Linked DNA regions of Mus musculus: region 2 is linked to region 1. A link is a loop called in an ENCODE intact Hi-C map of the cell type or tissue named here. Cell type or tissue: left cerebral cortex. All regions are shown on one strand.

Region 1 (8,000 bases):
ATGGTGCTGAGAACCAATGGAGTGTCAGAAAGGCCGGGCCTGAAATTCAGTTTCCCCTGTGTGCAAAATAGCAGCCACCATATTGCATGTCTCCTCTGGGGATGAGGCAGAGGAGGGGTAGGGTGGTGTTTCTCATTATGCTTGGGGTCTCAGAGTAGCCCCATCTGTGAGGGGCCTGATAAGGTCCCCAGTTCTCATCTCCCCTTTCCTAGACACTGCCTATCTAGTAAAAGCCTTGGTCATTGTTGGGAGCCCTGGATTCCAGTTGGCATTTGATGGTATGTGTACTGCATCTGCTTGCCTGAGCAGATGTAAGAGCTGAGCACTGAGCCAATTGGCTGACCCTTACACAGAAGTCTAGGTAGCCAGTCTCCCCCATAGACATACATTCTTCTCTTAGTCTTTGTTTACTCTATTTTTATTGAAATATAGTAAATTTGGCATAAAACTTACCCTCCGTGTTTTAAATATAGATTTCATACTTTTTAAAAATTAATTGTTCTTATTTTGTGTGTGGTCATTTTGCCTGCGTGTACGTCTGTACACCTCTTGCATGCCTGGTTCCCACAGAGGCTAGAGGAGTCATCAGATCCCCTGAACTGGAGTTACAGATGTTGAGAGCCACCATTTTGGTTCTAGAAATTAAAACACTAATCCTGTGGAAGAGCAGCCCTGCTCTTGGCCGCAGAGCTGTCTCTCCAGCCCTGACCTCTCTTACTTTTGAGACGTTGTTTAATAATAGTGAATCCCCAACTCTGATTACTCAAATATGAGATCACTTATCCACAAGCATTTCCACAAGCGCAAAAGTACTTACGAGTGCCTGCTCTGTCCTCTGATGACATAAATGCCAATCACTGGGTACCTCCTGGTACCAGAAACTGGGCTCAGAAATGGATAAAATGTCTACGATTTAGTCCTGGTGGCCATCCTGAAAGCTGGAAGAGTTCTTGGCAACTGAGAAAACAGGGTGAGGGAGGTTCAGTAACTCCTCGCACTCGCATAGCCTTGCAAAAGGGCAGACAGGTGAACCAGATGCTGCTCCTGCCTGGAGATAGGAAAGGCATTTAACATGCAAGGCCTTGGAGAAACGTAATTCCATTAAGTCAGCCATCTGCCCATCAGCAAGGACCTTCTAGGACAGGAGAGGATGTAAAGGGAGACATAAAAATGCCAGCTGCTCTCACCAGGGTCTGAGCCTTAGGAGACGCATAGGGACAGGAAGACAAACTTCCAGAGAGACCACTTGACCCTACTGTCCCCTGCCTCCTCTTCCGACATTCTCAGGTAAGGGATGCTGCATTACTCAGACAGAGGGCAAATGCGTAGTTCCTTTAGCCATGAACCCAATCCCCCCTAAGGCCAGCATCCTTCCTACCTCCCTCATTCAGGAGATACAGGCAAACAACTCAGTGAGCTGGACACCACTGAGGGTACCAGGCAGAGTGAGGCCCAGATATCACTAAGTTGAATGTTCTGACCTTACATCAGGACTTCGATGGGCTGCTGACAGTAGCTTCCCCAGAAAGGTCTCTGGGTGAACCTTCAAAAAGACCTCATTGGTAAGCTGGGTGGTAGTGACGAACCCCTTTAATCCCAGCACTCAGGAGGCAGAGGCAATGCATCTCTGAGTTTGAGGCCAGCCTGGTGTACATGGCAGGTTCCAGGACAGCCTGGGCTATATAAGGTATCTTGAAGCAAATGAGAAGGGTAGGTTGAGGTTGAAGCTCCAAATCCCAGACAGAGGTGAGATTTGAAATCAGAGGCAGGGGCTGGGGATAGCCCAAATTGAGTGATGAGCCATTTGTCACACTGTGCCTTTGTCACACTCACTTTGGCTCCTGAACCTTAAGCCACCAGGGGCCAACAAGTCCACATATCACATCCGAATCCAGCATTCACAGCTGTCTGATGCTTTTGGCATTTGCCAAGCCACTAGCTAAATAGTAAGCAGGTGTCCGCAGGCTGGCAGCCAGCTTCCTAGGATTTGCACAGGCTGCCTGAGCATCTCTGCGTCAGGATAGCCTCACGCAGGCAGTTTGGGTGACCTGGGAGGCGGAAAGCATCTACCGTGTATCTCCCCATTTCTCTACTTTAGGACCTTCCCTAAATCTAGAGGACCCAGTTCATGCCTCAAGAGGTAGCAGGTCAGTTTTCAAATCTGGCTGCAACACTCCCTCATCCACTTGCTTTTAGACAACGTTGTTTTTACAGCCATCCTGTTGGTGAAAGGGACCCATGAGGCTCGCCATCGCATCACGCTGGGTGTGAGGATGTGAGGTGGTCAACAAAGGCACTGAAAACTCCCTCCTATCCGGTCCTCTTAGAGCCACCTAGAATCCAGTTGCTGTGCTGTGAGGACAAACCAACAACAAAGCCACATGGGAGACAACCTGAACGCTCTCTCCAACAATCCAATGAACAGGCAAGCTGTGGGCAGGCACAAGGGTCGGGAGCCATCAGGTGGGTTCCAGTGACTCATTGTCGATCCAGCAGGTCTTTCTAGATGACAGACACACACCACCCTATCTGTTCTTAACCCACTAAGGCACGGTTGTAATGGTGTGCCAGTCAGGCTGTTGTATACCAAGCTAGGGGTGAGTTCTTCCCCAAGAATAGAGTGGGAAGCGGATGTAAACAACAAAGGGCTACAAACCGTGGATTCATTTCTGTCTTCCATTCTCTGGATAGATGATTCTAGGAGGTACTTGGAAGGTACTAAGAGGCCCTGGAGGGGTCATAGCTCACTACTTAGAGCAGCTATCCGAATCCCAATCGCCTCATTGAATTCTTCCTTCCCTGCCTTACATTCCATGCTCCCTCCCTGCTGTTCCTTGGTTCACCCTCCAAATACCCAGTGGCCCTGCTCCTGGTTACATTATAAGGCAAAAGATTTTGCTCCCACCTCCATTTTGCAGATAGGGAGACTGACACATAGGTAAGTGGCACCGTGTGTTATCAGCCACATAGACAGGAGGGGCAGGGATGAAATGAGAAGGCAGCCCCTGGCTTCACTCGGCTGAGGATGAGAGGATGAGGGCAGGCAGACAGGGAGAGCATTGCCAGCATGGAGGTGCAGAAAATGTTGGAGTTCTTGCACAGTGCCTGGCTATGTGGGCAGTATCTAAGGAAAAGCCAGTATAGACCTATGGACCAACAGACACAGTGCCTAGAAGCCCATGGCTGTTCCCCATCTGCATGCCAGGAAGGTTCCCACTCCCCCATCATCTGACTTAATAACCACCCTCTTTGCAGAGTCAACTGTTAGTAAATGTAGAATTGATGGTGTAAAACAGCACCCAAAGCTTCAGTAATGATGTTCTTTCAACACGTCTCTAGAAAATCTGTTTATAATGTACCCAACAATAGACATATCTTTCCATGTACTTTAATCTGTCATAAATCATTCCTGTCCATAAACGAGGACACAAAGACACACAGGGGAGACTTGCCCTGTATCAGGCAGCTTGTACATAGCAGAGTAGGTAGGAGTTGTTAATGGTTGTTTATGGTAAACTGGTAGGAATGTTAACCGCTAAATGGTAAGATGGTAAGTATGCCATTGAGAGAGGTTACGGCATGTACTGTGCATCACTTTGATGGCTAGGCTGGAGCAAAAGTCACAGAAACAGAACATTGAACAGGGAGGAGGTAGGGGGCCCAAGCACAAGTCTCTGCACCGGGTCATGTGAGTTCAGGTGATACATCAAGAGGGGGAGTGTCTTGGTTAGAAAGATGTCATAGTGGGTAAAGGCACCTGCCACGAGGCCCTGTCACCTGAGTTCAATCCCAGGACCATACAGAAGGAGAGAACCAATTTCTAAAAGGCGTCCTCTGATCTCCACACGCATCCTACGGCACACCACCCGAACATAAAGTAAATGAAAAAAATGTGTAATTTAAAAATGTTTAAGAAGTGAGAAGCTCCCCAGATCTGTCAGCTTAGAGTCCAAACAAATTCAATTATGTCCATTCTAAAGGGGGAAAGCCATGGCCTAGAGCAGGCAGGCCTTGTCCACTGAGGGGTGGGGAATAGAGCCAGGATGCTCCCTTCTGCATTATGGATGCATGGTGGAATGGAGACTCACACGGGGAAGAGACAGGTGGGAAATGGTTTGTATGTGAAGTTCTGAAGCAGGGACCAGGAGTTGACCTTCTGACCAGAGCTTCCAGGTAGAGTTTCCCTGGGATAGAGGCCCTTTCTGAAGCTTTAAACATGCTACCAGGAAGTACGGTTCCCCCTAGTGGGGAAGCTGTCTTTCCACTGAAGTGCCTCTTGCTTTTTGGCATTCCTTAAGGGTGCTCCCTACATGACAGAATTCCGAGGAGGATGGCAGCCTGAGGTGCCCTCTTGCTGCGGATCTCCCTTGCCATCGATCTCTTCTGGCTGCCTGTAGCACCAGGTTACTCCAGGGTGGGAGTGGGGGCTGCAAGGCTCCAAAGATGGCTGCAGCGGATATACTGAAGCAGCTGGACCACACTCGGGCCTTCTTACTTTCCAGCCCTGCCTGCCCGTCCCATCCAGTCCATGAACAGTCAGAGCATTTGTGTCTTTGTTCCCAACATTTTTTTTCTGAAATCACTGGACAGTCAATAGGCAGTCTTGCCTCGGGGTTGTCCCTGGAGGCTTACACCAGGTGGGAACTCCCAGTCAGATCTGCATCTTTCCCTCTGGGTCTGCAGCATCTAGACTAGCATCCTACATATACCAGGCACCCAGCCTGTTTTTTCAAACCAATCTCCCTTCTGGCCCCACTGGCCCCTACTGCCTCCCAGAGGTGGCTCCTCTGAATCTGACAGGTGTGACTGTTGCTCCTGCTCATCTCAAGCTTAGGCACTCTCATTTTAGGACCAGGTCACCATTCTAACCATGCTCAGACCATCCCGGCTGGACATTACAATCAGGCATGGTACCTTCATTTATCTGGAGGTACCACCTTCTCTATTTCCCGGAAGTCACCCATTCTATTTCCCATCCCGGGGCCTCATATACAGTTGGATTTTTCTGGCATCTTTCCTGTGGTTAAGGCCAGGTCCCCCCACACCCAGCTTGACCTTCCATATGCACAGGCCCCTCTGGTCTCAAGAACACCTGAGGCCTTCCTAGGAACCTCATCTTCTTCAGAGAACATGCATTGTGAAGTGACTCCAGCCTATGCCCTAGAGTTACCACAGTAATGGTAAAAATAACGACAACACTCTATAATTGATTCCAATGGCAAGAAATTCCCACCCAAGTCCTCTGTTTACCTTCTTCCATTTTAGAGATGAGGAGCCTGAGGCTGAGAGAAGTCTCTATGAACTGAGGGAATGAAATGGCCCAGACCTGATGGGCCACTGTGCCCAGAGGAACCACTCTGATCGCCTCAAGTATCCTCAAGGCCTCTTATCCCTTATTTTTGCACACCAGAAGCGAATCAATCAGGTTGGGCAATGGACAAAGGAAAACACTACTAACGGGTTCTCGGCCACCATCCAGGAGCAGCCTCAAGGTAGTCTGAGTCCTGCACCTGCTTGGGTCCCAGCTAGTAACTGCTCTTGACTTTGATACGTTTGGGTCCTTTGCGGACAGATACTTAGTAACCTTTGCTGGGATGCTTTATCACCCCCCATCTATCTCTTGCCGCACATCCCAAAACAGGGTTAGTAGCTGGAGGGAAGCAGGCCCTGTAGCTGGGGCAAAGGTTTGTGCTCAAATGCTGGCGTGCCCGGTGCAGTCCTGGGGCGCAGCTTCCTGGTGGAATTAGAGCACCTGCTGACTTCCATCTCAGTCGGGTGCTGAGGAGACTGCGGGGGTAGGGGCACGGGTGGGGGGGAAGCTGGAGCAATTCAAGTCGTGGGCGTTCTCCCTAGGGGACTCTTCCTTCTGTCCTGTGAAGCTTTTTTGTCTGTCTTCTAATCTCTTCCCAAGAGTAACTACAGATCTTGGAAACTTCGCGGGAAACTTCCAACTGCTGTGAACTCCGATGAAGCCAGCTACTCCATCGGACAGAGCCTGGAGCGCCGCGCCCAGCCAGGCTCGACTCCTGCAGTGTCTGGAGGTAGCGGGTGCCTAGAGGCTGACAGGCGACCCGAGCCCACCGTGCACCACACAGGCTTTGCTTTCCACATCCGCCAGAATTCCCTATGGGACCGATCCTGCGGCCGCCACCCGATGTGCACTGCTAACCTGGGACCAGGATGTCCTCCTGGACTTGGAGGAGTACTAAAGCAGTTTCCCGCAGACATTGTCCTCCCCCTCCCGCGGGAGCCGGGGACATCTCTCAGGAGCGGAGTGGCCCGCCTTGCCCACCCCTCATTTGCATTTCAAAGGCAAACTTCAGCCCGACTTGCCCGGAGACTAGGACAGCCAGCGGTGGTACCTACCAGCTTTGCAGGGGTCGTGGTAATGCAGCTGCTGCTCCGTGCCCTCCTCGCCTTCCAAGGCTCCGTAGTCCAAGGCGACATTCGAATGGTCCCCAGTCACTTCAGCACCGCGGGGCAGCGGTAGCAGCAACAGTAGCACCAGGGTGCCAAGAGTGGTCGCAAGGGGCATAGTGGCAAGGGGTCGGCGGGGCCCGAGGGACTTAACCTGCACAGAAAGCTCGGATCCAGAGAGACACCACGTACAGGGTCGGTTGTGGTGGCTGCTGCTTGGCTGCCAGGCACCGGTAGGGTACCAAGCAAGCCCAGTAAGGCGTTCTCGTCCGGCCTGGACACCCGGGAAGCCGCTGCTAAACACGACTTGCCCAGAGGCCAAGGCTGCGGTGGCTGTGATTGTGCTGGCGGCGGCAGCGGTAGGAACAGTGGCCGCTCCGCCCCTCTCCACCAGGGCTGGACCACACGCCCTCTCCAAGGGCCCCGGACAGCCAATCACTTATGCGTCCTAGGCGAGGCCCCTCCTCTTCCCTGCACCTCCGTAACTTCGGAGGAACCCAAGCAAACCGAAGATGCTGACAAGTGTTGGGCTCCCCGGGGCGCACGCCCACCTGGCCGAATGCAATCTTGTTTTGACACTGTGGTGCGCGCAACACTGCTCAACATTGAGGCTAGACTTCGCGCCCTACCTCCTTCTAGTAACTCATTTCACAACTCCCAGATGCACGCGTGGCAGGACGCAGGAGGGCCAGCAGCTTTGGTGTGTGTGAGTAGTCCTGGACACCTCGCTGCTGCCAACTTCGTGCTTTCGAAATTCGTTTCTCTGCAGAATGCAGTGTGTCTCACATGCCTCAGCAAAGGGGGCGAGGAGGGGGGAATGAGCAGGATTCTCTCCACTCTTTCAACAGCCCTGGTCCCACCAGCACAGGTGCGTGCTGCAGCACCCACCAAACCCGAAGTTGTGGGTGGGACTTGTAAGGATGGATAACGATGAGCTTATCCTTCAGTAAAACTGTCCCAATTGGGATGCTTTTGATAGTCAAAGACTCACAAATGAGCAACACTGTTATTTAAAGTTACAGACATACCAAGCAAGCCTTGCCGTTAGTTTGATAAAATAAAAATGAGCGATTCTTTAAATCTGGTTATTTTTGTGCCAGTGAAAAACATGCACCCAGATTATTTAGGGAGATAATCAGACGTTATTTGAAACTCGCTTATGTGATGTACCTTCAATGTTAAAAAAACTGTCAGAACTGATCCACTCTGACATACATTATTAACCGCAAGGATTTTCAAAGATCCTTTTATACAAGTAAATTGCCCTAATCAAGCATTATAGCACGTCAATGTGCTGTGAAGATTTGTGAGTGCATCACATCCAGAGTTTTTGTTTTTTGTTTTTGTTTTTTTAAATTAACTGCAGGAAGAAAGGTGGACTAAATTTCTCTTTGGGGCTTGTTACCACATGGTTTCCTAGCTGCTAAATGACAAAGCAGTCCAAAGCTGGGCTTTACACCAGGCTCCAAATGTCTCATCCTATCATCATCTGCCTTATCTATTAACTAGAACAACAGTTTCTTCAAACCAGGACAGGTAGTGATTAACCAAAGAAAAGTGTTTCACGAAGCATTTTATTTTGT
Region 2 (8,000 bases), 100 kb before region 1:
AGAAATTTTGGAGTAAGGGAAATATATAGGATAATATGGAGCAGTAGAAAGAGATCAGGATTCTGGGCAAGTTGGGTCAGGTTGGGCCAACCAATACAATCCAATCATATAGACTTGGATGATGGTTATTTGGCTTCTCTGAGCCTTCCTCTACTTTTAAAAACAACAAGAGCGGTGTTGGCTTTTGTGGCGATTGAAAATTATGCGCATGAAGGACTGGTATATTGTCGATGTGCAGGGCTGCATTTCAGACAACTCTGGTGCAGTTTCTGCACCTCCAGGAGTTGGAAAGACAATGATGGGAAGGGTAGAAGGAGAGACAGCCTGGGCAAAAGGGCAGAGGAGGTGAGGAGGTGAGGAGAGGGGCAGGGGCAGAGGCAGGTGAAGAGAGGGGCGGCAAGGATGGCTCAGTGAAGAAGGAATGGGCAGATGAGAGGGGCACAGCAGGTCTAAGAAGTGGACCAGAGAGCAGAGGAAACTTAGGAAAGATTCCATGAGAAAGGACAAAGATAAATAAAGACCCAAGAGGAAGGGAGGGGAGGCCCTGATGCCCGGAGCTGGGATGGTTGTGGGCAGGGCACAGAGGCAAGAAAGAGGGCATCACCATTTCTCAGCCTAGTTATTGCCAGATGGAGGGGGAGAAGCTAGAGAAAGCAGAGAAAGCTCCACTCTTGCAGAGACAAAGGGATATGCTAGCCAGGGAGCTGGAGAAAAGCCTCAAGGGCAGTGGGCTGTGTTGCTGTCAGTGGCCCTGTGCCATTGATGATAAGTGGCAGGCAAGCGGGCGCCATTCTTGCCAGGGTCTGATTGGCTACGTGGCCTCCACAGTGCCACCTGTGCCAAGCCCACTGGCTCATGATCATTCCAAGCTGGGTACGCTTTCTAAGGAGCTCTGGGATCATGCAGGTAGAATGGGCCGGAACCAGAGCTTAGCCGGGTATAACCACGGCTCTGGCTTCTTTCCATCCTCTAGGTACACTGGAAAAGAAGGAGCCATTCTGTGGCTCAGACGTGAGACCTGGAAAAGATCTTAAAGGAATTTCAGAGCGTTAAGGGAAGTTAGAGCACACCCCAAGGCTTTGAAGAAAGCCTCCCTCCCCAGCATCCCCTATGGTCCCTCTGCACTGGAATGATAGTGTGTAGGGATTCAAGATGGTTGTCACGCCCCTTGGACCAGCCAAGCCTTGAATGCCACCAACCTTTCTTGAAATCAGCAGAAGTGTAAGGCTCTGCCTGCTGCCTAGCCAATTGGCTCGAAGAGGGGCTGCCATCTGGCACTAGGGGATCAGTGCTGAGGCCAGCTGGCACCCCGGCCAGTGTTACAGGCCAGCTGGGCCCCAGGCGAAGGCTGTTGCCAACTGGCATGAAGGCACAAGGTTCTCTGGCTCACCCCAGCTCTGCCACAGGCTTTGTGGTTATGCTTCCAGTTCCCTCCTTCTGGCAAAGACACATGAGCCAGATACTGCGATCTGAGGCATCCTACCGTGGCCTCGATGGTCGGAGGAAACCAGGTGTTAAGATTTTCACTCCTTCTGCATGCCACGAAAGGGAAGAACAGTTTTTTTTTGTTTTGTTTTGTTTTTTTTTGTTTTTTTTTTTTTTTGGTTTTTTTTTTTTTTGGTTTTTCAAGACAGGGTTTCTCTGTATAGCCCTGGCTGTCCTGGAACTCACTTTGTAGACCAGGCTGGCCTCGAACTCAGAAATCCACCTGCCTCTGCCTCCCGAGTGCTGGGATTAAAGGCGTGCGCCATCACTGCCCGGCTAAACAGTAATAATCCCACGTCTCACGTGGAGCCCAAAATAAAGCATCTCCGAGCCATCGTTTCTTTGGAACTTCACAGTGCAACACACTTTCTTCTTTCTGTTCTACAAGGGGAAACTGAGGCTTTGGTAAGGACGTGAGGCTGCCTAGCAGGGTGGTTTGTCTGGAAGTCAGTTCTCCTGATGTCAACCCTTCAAGGGAAACCTAGGAAAAGTACCTAAGAAGAGGTGGGGCCAGGCACAGTGGCTCACATCTGTAATCCCAGCATTCAGAAGCTGAGGTGTCAGAATACTCACGAGTCCCAGTGAGGTGCAGGCAAGCCTGAACTACAGTATGACATCCTCCCTCAAAAGATAAAATAATAAAACAAAAAGGAGGTCCAAGGAAGATAGGGGTGGGAGAAGACAGGAAGGATTGGGATTCTTGTCTATCACAGCCAGGAGATGTGGGAGAGGAGGGAAGGGAAGGAGCAGTCTCCCTGATGTGGATATGGGAGGCTGGACATCAAGTGGTACCACAATAAAGAGGCCACACAGAAGGAGCTGCAAGGACCCCCTATCTCTACCAAGGGCTGGTGGCATGTTCCTGGGGACCCAGCCACAGTGTACCAGGCCTAGGGAATACTCCTGTGTCCTTAAGGGTGGTGTGCATCCTTTGAGGGTCCTGAATGGCCTTTTTGAGAAACCATGAAAGCCCCTCCTTATGCTGGATCGCCTCTGTGGCCTGGGTCTGGTTCCATCCAGGATATTTCTCCTCTTTCTGTCCTCACACCTCAGTCTCTTGGGCACCAGCACTCGGGATGGGAGACAACACCTTTGGAGTGCAAGACCTGGGATGCTTCTCTGGCTCACACCTAGGGTGTCAGGCAAGGCTGTAGAGGGTCTGGGGTCTGGGGTCAGACAAGGTTTAGATGCTTAATCTGCCACTCATGTCTAAGAGTGACCCTGAGCCACCTTTCTCAATGCTGGTCAATAATCCAAACCTAAGTGACAGGGTTATCACAGGAACAAAATGATGTCAGGTAAAGCAAGTGGCTTCCACAGGCCCTGGGATGCAATGAGCTCAGTTAATGAGGCTGCCTGGCATGTGTTATTATTAAATCAGGGTTTCACTACGTATACTTAGACCCAGTAAAATCACTAGGCTTTGAAGACTGGCTTCAGTAGGTAAAGTGTTTGCTGTGTAAGTCTGAGGACCTGAGTTCAAATCCCCAGCACCCACATAAATGCCAGGTGTGCATGGCAGGCTGATTGTAATTCTAACATCAGAAGGAGCCTTGAAGCAACCTGACTTAGCTAGGTTAGCCAAAATGAGAGACCTTGTGTCAATAGATAAGGTAGAAAGTGTTTGAGAGAGACTCCTAAGGTCACCCTCAGGCCTTCACATGCACATTCGCATACGTGCGCATGCACGCACACACCCACCCTTCGAAAGAATCACCAATAGCTTCTTTGCAGAAGCCGACTGGAGCCTGATTCTCACAGGGACGAGCCCCACAGGGAGGGCTCTATCAGCAGTTCAAGATGAACAGCCTCCTCCCTGCAGGAGCTTTGCTTGCTGCTAAGGTCTCATACAGGTTTTGGAATTCTTACACCGGGGAAAGCAATAGTTCTTCCATTGAATAAACACAGGAACAGACCGCTAAGCCATACCCTTGAAGAAATTGGCTGCAAAGCCCGCTTTATTGATGGAGCCGTCGGACACAAACTTCACCCACAGTCGGTTAGCGCTGGATTTCACGGCCTCCGGCTTCTCGTAGCCACAGAAGTGGCCAATCAGGGTGCTGTCCTCTGTGGGACCGTCTCGGATTTCCAGATAGTCATATGCACAACTGTCATGCCTTTCGATCTAAAGAGAAAGACGGGGGCCACGTTGGGGACACTGGCTGGCTTGGCTTCAAGGATTTTTAACTCAGAATCAAAACCTAACCATCTCCCTCAAATCTAAGCAGGTTGAGTTCATACCCAGCTTGTCCAGTCTGTCTCTGTTGTAAAAGTCAAGATGAATCAGGCTGAGGAGGCTCTAAGAGAAACAAGGAAGATGGGCTTGAAATGGACTTTTGGCTTCCTGTTCTTAACCAAAAGTGGAAAGTCATCTCTTTGTGTGTGTGTGTGTGTGTGTGTGTGTGTGTGTGTGTGTGTGTGTGTGAGAGAGAGAGAGAGAGAGAGAAGAGAGAGAGAGAGAGTCTCTGTATGTATGTATCTGAGTATATGTCTCTGTGTGTCTGTGTGTCTGTGTCTATGTGTATGGCTCTGTGTGTGTGTCTGTGTGTCTATGTGTATCTGTGTGTGTGTGTGTGTGAGTCTCTGTATGTATGTATCTGAGTATATGTGTCTCTGTGTGTGTGTCAGCGTATCTGTGTCTATGTGTATGGCTCTGTGTATGTGTCTGTCTATGTGTGTCTATGTGTATCTGTCTGTGTCTATTTGTATCTCTCTGTGTGTCTATGTGTGTATGCATCTCTCTCTCCCCCGACCTCTCTCTGTAGGTCAGAGGTAAACAAACCTCAGAAGACACTATTTTGTTTTTTGAGACAGGCTTTCTCACTTCCCCAGAGCACACCAGTTAGGCTAGGCTGGCTGCCAGCAAGCCCCTGGGGTTGCCTGCATGGCCTCTCAACCCTGAGGTTACAAGTATACATGGGGCTTTATGGGTACTTGGGGTCAAACTCAGGCCCTTGTGCCAGCAAGACAAGGAAACACTTCACCCACTGAGCCATCTTCCCCAGGCCCCACCCCCAGTCACTTCCGTTTGTTTTTTGGTTGGTCCAATCTGGCCTAAAACTCACTTTCCTCCTGCCTCGCCCTCCTGAGTGCTGGGGTTACTATAAGACCCTGTCTTTATAGACACCGGGGGAAAGCATCCTAGCAGCGCTCACCTCGAAGGACTGGAAGGTAAGTCCCACATGGAACCCGTCGGGCACTGTGATCCTCCACACACATTCCTTGGAAGGTCTGTAGTCGTCAGGGTAGTTGGGAGACTGAATCTGGCCTGCATCTTTGGTTATGTCTCCCCCACACATGGCTTTAGAGAGAACACAAGACAAGAAAGGGTCTTCCAAACACAGGTGAATGGCTACTTATTGCCACAAGGTGGCTCCAAGAGCCAGCATTTGCCTCTGGGTTTAACAACCCGGGCCTTGAGAGAGTTGAGTTTTTAACTCTGGATAACCGTGTAGCTACGCAGAGAAAATCTGGATTGTCCAAATTTTCAGTGATTCAAGGCAAAGTGGGCTTTGCTATGTTTCCAGTTCAGTTCCTTTCTGAGCCGGGAGGATTAAGACACGCAGAAGCTGCCCCAGGGTGATTTCACAGCCTTTCTCTTACATGGAACGGAACGTCTGCGTAGCACCACGTTTTCTATTTTCTGATGAAGCAAGAATCCAGAGATGTCAGGCCCCCTGCTTACGCTCATTCAGGTGTCCAGAGGCCACTGCCATCTCTACAGGACTCTCTACCCTGATGCCTGATACCCCAGCTGGATTGAGCGGAGAGCTCACTGAGCTTGTGACAGTGACAGAGTTTAGCACACATGGCCTTTGCCTTCCAGGGAAGGAAGCAGGCTGCGCTAAAGGACAGATGCTTGCCAGTGGCCACCTGCCTGACTGCTTTATCAAGAACAAACCTTCATATACAGCAAAGAAGCCTTTGCCCAGGCTGCTGCTGCTGCTACGGAATTCCACCCAGAGCCGGCTGTCCGAGGAGACAAGGGACTCAGGTATCTTATCGCCACAGAACCTCCCTGGAAAGAGAAAGGACAGTCAGGACACTGTGGACATTGGGCTCACCTTACCACAGCCTGAAGGAAAGATAGGAAGTAGGCAATGACCCTCAGAGTGGCAGCTGACCCCGCCACTCCACAGAGGAGCAAATATGGGCTCAAGAATGGTCTATCTGTGAGTCCATGAAGGACAAGTGTGGATTCCAGGCACTCGAAGTACAACACAGAGGGCAGGTACCTTCCCTGCCACACGTGGGTCCTGTGGCATATTTTGTGGGAGTCCCAGCGGTAGAGAGATGATGCTGAGCTATCGGTGACGTTTGTTTATTTGTTTGTTTTGTTTTATTTGCTTGCTTTGCCTGATAATTCTGAAGACACCACACCCTTCCCTTGAGGCACTGGACCCTCTGTTATCCTTGCCTCAGGAAGTAGGGCCAGAGACCAGGAAACCAAAGCTTCCTTGCATTTGAATTAATTCAAGGCCAGATGTAATACTGAAGCTTCAGGGTCGAAGAACAGTGGGCTTCCCAGATGGTGCAGATAGACCCAGAAGGGAAGAGAGAGAGAGAGAGACTGGGATGAAGAACTTTGCAGGATACAATGGAGCCCTTTAAGGTCTAATTCTACACATCCTCTTCCTCCAAGCTAAGACTATGGCTCGGGCAGGATGATGAAGACCACAAGTAGACTTAAAGATCTGGGAGAACAGGAAGTAGTGTCCCCAGCCCCTGGACAGAGCCCAGCAGGGTAACAAGATCCAAGAGACCCCTGTTCTTTCTGGGCCCAGTATGGAATTGTCTATGTGGCTTGTCCAGACCTTTGCCCATGACACAGCCATGCAGAGTTCCCCATGCCAAGCCTAAGGTGACATGTAAGCATGACTACCAACTCCTGAGCAAGTATGGAGGTGACTTTCCCACAGTTCACAGGCCTTGAGTAGCCATAGAGTGTCTCACCAGCTTGGAGGAAGGTCCACGTGGACTTGGGTGTCACTTGAGCTGCCTCGAGTTGAGACAATAAGGAAGCAACAGGCACTGAGCTACAGCTTAAGCCCAGGGTCTCACTCTGTAGCCCAGGCTGGCATTATTGTCACTAAGTAGCCCAGGCTGGCCTCAAACTTGCTGGATCCTCCTGCCTCAGCCTCTCCAGCACTGAAATTATAAGCTCGTGCCACTGTAACTGGCTTCCAGTGTTTACAAAGGCAGGGACTTTAACCATGAGTGGGTGGGAAGCCCTGGTCGAGGCACTAGACACCATAATTATGTCTTATTCTTCTGAGAAAAGTAGAAAGTCACTAGGCTGGGGAAGGACTGGTGACACTGTGGCCTTTTCCAGATGGTCAGCGCTGGCTTATACTCTTCGAGGGAAAACGGGGTTGAGGGCTGCCAGTCAGTTCTGCTTCCTCCTGGTTCTGGCTCTCTCTAGCCCTTTGGATTTAGAGGTCTTCCTATTTAGTGCAATAAAATGACTGTCGAGACTTTGAGAAAGAAAAGTACACTGGAAGAGTTGGGGAGACGCCTCTGTGTAAGCACGCGGACTTAAATTTGTGCCCCAGAAGTGAGATCAGACAGCTGGGCGGCGTGTTCTTACAGTTCTCACACTAGAGAGGCGGAGCCTCACTGGCTCGCCAGCCTGACGGTGGGTGGTATCTGAAGAACGACGCCCAGTGGGGGTCCTACCTGCATACACATACAGCATGTGCATACATGCTCCCAAATACATGGCCACCCATGCACACACAGCACACAAATGCACTCATACGCTCAAAGGAAAAAAAAACAGATTGGAGGCCTATACAATTTGAGAACGGCATCTATGGTATGGCTGATAGCTGTGATGAGTGTTTAGTAAACAACTAGTAAGCATTGGGGAGGGGGGAGCATCACCTTTTTGCAAGAGGGAGCACTGTGCAGTCAGACCACAACAGCCCTAAGCGGGACTCCTTCGCCTAGCTCAGGTTTCCAGTCTGCATATCCTTTTAAATCCCAGCTGCTACAGCCACTGAGAACTGATTCCAAGCGAGAGGGGGGAGGTCTATATTTTATTACCTACGGACCTAACTCAATAAGAGGAACTGTCTGTCACCCCTGCCGCAGGCTGACCCGCCCCTATCCAGCCCGGGCAGGTGTATTGTTCTGCCTCAGCAAATATCCCCCATCTCTCTGTAATTCTTAGCTGACATCTCAGCCTTTGCCTTGCCAGTAACAGATGCTGACAAGTCAAAGTCCCCCTTAGTCACTGACTGTGTCTGCTTAAGATCCTGTCTGAAGTGTTTCACATAGGACTGTCTCATTTCATCCCCACTGGTTGTGGTTTGGACCTTGAATGTGCCCAGAAAGCTCCTAGGCAGAAGGTCTGGGTCCCATCACAGTAGTGGTCATATGTGGGGCCTTGGGGGGGGGCAGAGGGAGGGTCCTGTAACTTGAGGTCTCTGATCTTATCAATGGATAATTCATTCATTGATAGACTCATAGCTTAAGGGCTACTTAGAGGTGGGGGGAACTAGATCAATGGAAGC

The links. A loop is a pair of places that touch in the nucleus more often than their neighbours do. Peaks named below come from ENCODE experiments on the same cell type or tissue, not always from the same donor. Only the 100,000 strongest peaks of a DNase experiment are listed, where the experiment ranks them.
Region 2: a loop joins it to region 1, with 5 times the contacts of the local background. A loop is called at or near these places in 21 of 42 quality-filtered maps.

The regions. Positions count from the first base shown.
Region 1 is chr19:41,200,111-41,208,110 of GRCm38, forward strand. Tll2 (tolloid-like 2) reads right to left here and starts at 6,664. Exons shown (of 21, transcript NM_011904.4): 1 at 6,367-6,664. The coding sequence starts at 6,535. In left cerebral cortex, CTCF peaks have their summits at 4,252 (motif pointing left) and 6,793; DNase peaks (open chromatin) are centred at 4,249, 6,105, 6,884 and 7,066; H3K4me3 peaks cover 1,052 bases.
Region 2 is chr19:41,100,266-41,108,265 of GRCm38, forward strand. It overlaps Tll2 (tolloid-like 2), which reads right to left. Exons shown (of 21, transcript NM_011904.4): 11 at 5,387-5,503; 12 at 4,641-4,786; 13 at 3,415-3,610. Among named protein-coding and RNA genes, the nearest start is that of Opalin, 27 kb to the left of the region's middle. In left cerebral cortex, a CTCF peak has its summit at 4,854 (motif pointing right); DNase peaks (open chromatin) are centred at 1,308 and 4,865.